Regions from separate parts of the Homo sapiens genome. Here region 2 is linked to region 1. The links are chromatin loops, found by intact Hi-C in ENCODE. Cell type or tissue: Caco-2. All regions are shown on one strand.

Region 1 (2,500 bases):
CCACCTCCCAGGTTAAAGCAATTCTCCTGCCTCAGCCTCCCAAGTAGCTGGGACTACTGGTGTGTGCCACCATGCCCAGCTAATTTCTGTATTTTTAGTGGAGACAAGGTTTCACCATGTTGGCCAGGCTGGTCTCGAACTCCTGACCTCAAGTGATCCACCCGCCTCAACCTCCCAAAGTGCTGGGATTACAGGCATGAGCCACCACATCTGGCCAACTCCTGCTTTTCTTTATATAATATTTTGTGTGGTATAGATTTTTTTAAATCATATATATGTATTATTTTAGGATAGAAAGACCAGAAATTTTCAAAATTCTAAATGTTACTAGGAACAGATTTCATTATTTTCAATATCCCACATTCTCTTTCACCCTGACATATTTTCTTTCTTTTCTAACTTGTGGGCAGATGACAAAATTGCATCAGAGTAGAAACTCAGGATCACTCAGTTCTGCAATGTGAAATACCGTAGCTCCACTCTGTCTGAGGAGCAGAAATGGACAGGCAGGATTTGCTGATGAATTAACTGTGGGCTGTGGAGGGGAGAGACGAGACCATTGGAGCAATGAGATTCCAAACAAAGGAAGATCAACCAGACCCTAAGATCATCCCCGTCTAGATTCCTTCTCCACCTGCTTACTAAACATGAAATTCCTTTGACCAAGGACAACGTCTTGCAGGCCACAAAAATTCAAATTAGTTTTTAGCACTTTGCAACTTACACACCAGCCTTCAAGGACTTTACCACTTTTGATAAAACTTAGAATGCAAGTGTCCCTGGGTGGCAAGTATAAACAAATCCTGGGCAAAATTCATGTTTTTATAAGGGCAGGGAGGCGGGCGATAGCGGAATGACACAGGAAAACTTAAGAGGAGGTGACCTGTAAGATGGGAGAGACTGGAAACCAGTTTTAGGGCTAGTACTATTTACTCCTAATTGTCAGCAACGAAAACGGAGGTCTCAGGTTCTCTCCCATAAAGAAAGAGCTTAGAAGAAACATGGACAGCATTTGCCAGGTTCAATTTCAGACTACTCACGCTCATTTGGAGCACAAGGCCGCCACCTGGTGGCAGCATGCACTGGGCCAATAGAAATGAACAGCTTTACATGAACGGGCATGTGTTGTATCTCCTCAAAACCGCTTTATATCTACAGGCTGCGAGGAAGTATCGTTTTGCTTAGCTCAAATCTAGCTGACTGAGATAGATATAACAAACATAAAATGAAGCAAATACCTTTTTTAAAAAGCGTCAATTCTATGCAGTAAAACAAAGCAAACATAAAAGTAAATCCACACTTTTTTAGAAAAAAGGGAAATGTTTCCCACTGCAAGAAAATACAAAGCAGGGAACTTAAACTTGATTAGGACGCTAAATAGCTCATGTAATATGCATACTCCCCAGGCAACCAAGTGCCTTTTAAAGAAGCAGTTATTAACCACCAGGGATATGATTGATGGAGAAAGAGGCAGACGTTTGGGGGACTGTATGGAAAATGGGGCTGGGTAGAAGGTGTAGACAGAACTTTTACTTGACTCTGGCTCTATGTGTCACAAAAACGTCAGCAGAAGTTATTTTATCTCAACACAAGTTTGTTGATTTGACAGGCTTTGTTGGCCTTTTCTTCTCTCTCCAGAGGTCTCCTCAAGATAGTTCACATAAGAAATATTTAACCCAAGAAGACATTATTACCGGATCAATCCCAAACGGGTATGGATTTCCAAAATACACTCCTGGTATGGCTGGGTCCAGCTGCAGATATAGACTTTCCTCCATTACATGAGTACTTTAGAGGGAGAAAAGGAGAAAAACAAACAATGATCAACCGGGGCAGAAAAGATACTATAATACCACCAGTCACGAACTTGCCCATCAAAGTCCAACTACTGGTGCAATTCATCACTTTGGTTGGTTCAATATCTACTACACATCAAGTATTGTCCTAAACACTGAGGCTACAATCTGAGTTTGCAAAGAGATCTCAGCCTGATGTGCTATAGTAAAGAAACTCAGGGCCGGGAGCAGTGGCTTACATTCATAATCCCAGCACTTTGGGAGCCTGAGGTGGGAGGATCCCTTAAGTCCAGGAGTTTGAGACCAGCTGGTTGTGGTGGCACATGCCTTTAGTTCCAGCTACTTGGGAGGCTGAGGCAGGAGGACTGCCTTGAGCCTGGGAGGTCAAGGCTGCAGTGAGCCATGATTGTACCACTGCACTCCAGCCTGGGCAACAGAGTGAGACTCTGTTGAAAGGAAAAAAAAAAAAAAGGGAGAAGGGGGAGAGGGGACAGAAGGGGAAAGGGAAGGAAAAGGAAGGGAGATCAGGATTTGTACCACATCAGAAATGAGGTAGAAAGCAGGGATGCTGGGAGCACACAGGAAAGAAACCCCAGCCCAGGGACATGCTTGGGAAGTCTCCCCAGGGAACACTGGGGCTGCTTCTGAAGGATGGATTGTTTTTTCACATATACACCTCAACTGCTATGAAACTTAACTCTAAA
Region 2 (2,500 bases), 75 kb before region 1:
AGTTTTCTTGCCCCAAAATTAAGGGAGACTTGCTCCCTCCCAACCTACTTGGGTGCTCTGGGGGGTTAGAGACTTTATGGACACTCACTCATGACACATAGTCCTGAAAGAACAGCTTCTTCTGAGCTTGCTGTTGCAGCAGTGGACTAGTCATTTAAATGAAAACCAGAGGAAAAAACCTCCCAATAGGGCTGCTCTGAAGGGCTAAGGGGCCTTTTCCATTCCCCTTATTAACTCATTAGAAGCGAAGATATGGATAAATGGAGAACAGATGTGTGCCCCCACTGATATCAGACCTCTGTTCTCAACACCACCACAGTAAACTGGACGTGGTGGGGGCATCTAACCAACCCATGACTGCTTCTAAGTCCCAACCTTTAAAAGTTCAAATAGAGCCACTTAGCGGCCTTCCTTCCTTTAATCCTTCTGGGTAGAGATTTCTTAGAACTCTATAATACCCGCATCTCCTTTTACTCCACACCTGGACTGCAGAGGAACAGCTGCAGGCACAGGTACCCTGAGAAAAATGTCCAGAAGATAAGCCTGGAATGTTCCATCAGGGAGGGAAATGTCTGCATTTTCTATCTTGGGTATTGGGAGGGAGATGCCTACTAAAGAGAAACAGTGATAAGGTTGCCCCCAAAAGAATACACAAAAGACAATTCCAAATGCTACTGTGAGGCCCCACCTACCTTCCAGCGGCCATATCTGTCAGCCAGGAGGCCAAAGAGGATACTGAAAACCATGTAGCCAAAAAACACCATCTGCAAGTGGGAGCGAGATAAAACGGTTCTCTAAGCAGGTTTTACATGTTACTTTACCCCGTTAGCCATTTTCACTAGAAGTAGGCTGGAAATACGGGAGGGATGGAAGTTAATTTAAAGAACAGGGTTTCACGTTGGTCTTGCTTGCCCCTGAGGCCCTTCATGTTCAGGATTTCAGCTCCCTGTTGGTGGGAGCCTAACAAGGCAGATCCTGCCCCAGGTGGAAACGGGGTCCTCTGCCGCCCGCTTGTTGCTAGAGGACGGCTTCGGCTCCACTCTATTCAGATGTGTACTTGTGAATTTCCACTGTAATTTTTAAAATTGTCTGTTCATGCGCTGCCTTATACAGTACACAAATTGGGGCCACTAGAAGCAGTCTCCCTTTATGTTATTACAAATAGACATAACTTTAAACACCAAATCCAATCACTCATTTAAAAAACTCTTCAGAACATTCATAAGTCCTAAGATACACCTACTTCTTTTCCTTACTCGTTCTCACAATGGCCTGTCCTCCCCTGATAAAATTCAAGGACCTGGGATTTGACACTAGGGTTTTATTTATTATAACTTGGCCTGAGACCTCAGCTGCTGTCTGTGCCTCTGGGCTCCTTATTTTCCTGCCTTCAAGAAGTTCAGGCTTCACTGCAGCCCTGACTGACGGCCTCCAGGGCAATCAAAGGAATGCTGTCAGCTCGCATTTCTAGGGGAAAACAAAACAAACCAGAAACAGCTCTGTTTCCCTTTCGCTGTCGCTGTTCTGCTTTTTTTCTCCTTCCTTCACTCTTTAGAGGGAAGACTGAAATGCATTTCTCCCACACTGAACCATGAAAAATTCATCATATATATTCTTGCACGACAAAAGCCACGACTGGGTCCTGCACGCTACACTTTCTAGGACAGAAACGTTCCGTAACCCTGTTTGACAGACTGCAGAGACAGAAACCTGTCCGCTCGCTGGGGCTCCAGCTCTCCCTCTGCCTCCCTCACTCGCCCCCAACGATCCTCAGTGGTGCCCCCTTCTTGTGCACCCTACCCTGCCCTCCCCCTCCCCCACCTTCTACCTGGAAGACGTCCTGCCTCCCTCGCGCGCCCCACCTAGCGCGCGCCTAACCCTCCAGCGTCCTTGAGCTCCCATCGGGCACGCGCCTAACCCTCCAGCACCCCTAATCCTCCATCGGACACACCCCTGGCCCTCCATCGGGCGTGCGCCTAACCCTCCAACGCCCCTAATCCTCCATCGGGCACGCCTCTGACCCATTGGGCGCGTGCCTAACCCTCTGGCACCCCGTATCCTCCAGCAGGCGGGCGCCTAACCCTCCAGCGCCCCTAATCCTCCACTGGGCAAGCCCCTGACCCTTTATCGGGCGCGCGCGCCTAACCCTCGAGCACCCCTAATCCTCCATCAGGCGCGCGCCTAACCCTCCAGCGCCTTTAATCCTCCATCGGGCACGCCCCTGACCCTCCACCAGATGCGCGCCTAATCTCCAGCACCCCCGATCCTCCATCGGGCGCGCGCCTAACTCTCCAGCGTCCCTGACCCTCCATCGGGCGCACCCCTGATCCTCCATGGGTGTGCCGCTGACCCCTGATCCTCTCTTGCGCCCTTCCCCCCTCCCCCGCACGCTGCTGCTGCTCACCCCCAGCTCTTCCTCCTCCGCCACCCCGGCGCTCGACCCTTCCCCCCACCCCCGCCCTCGACCCTTCTCCCCAACTCCCGCCCTCGACCTTTCCCC

Evidence for each region. Peaks named below come from ENCODE experiments on the same cell type or tissue, not always from the same donor. Only the 100,000 strongest peaks of a DNase experiment are listed, where the experiment ranks them.
Region 2: it touches region 1 in a loop (4-fold over the local background); 3 of 110 quality-filtered maps call a loop at or near these places.

What each region holds. Positions count from the first base shown.
Region 1 is chr7:138,737,846-138,740,345 of GRCh38, forward strand. ATP6V0A4 (ATPase H+ transporting V0 subunit a4) reads right to left here. Exons shown (of 22, transcript NM_020632.3): 15 at 1,695-1,788. Among named protein-coding and RNA genes, the nearest start is that of SVOPL, 38 kb to the left of the region's middle. In Caco-2, a CTCF peak has its summit at 1,056 (motif pointing left); a DNase peak (open chromatin) is centred at 1,066.
Region 2 is chr7:138,662,382-138,664,881 of GRCh38, forward strand. SVOPL (SVOP like) reads right to left here. Exons shown (of 16, transcript NM_001139456.2): 5 at 693-764. Among named protein-coding and RNA genes, the nearest start is that of SVOPL, 38 kb to the right of the region's middle. In Caco-2, no CTCF peak of the experiment used is centred here; DNase peaks (open chromatin) are centred at 586 and 1,430.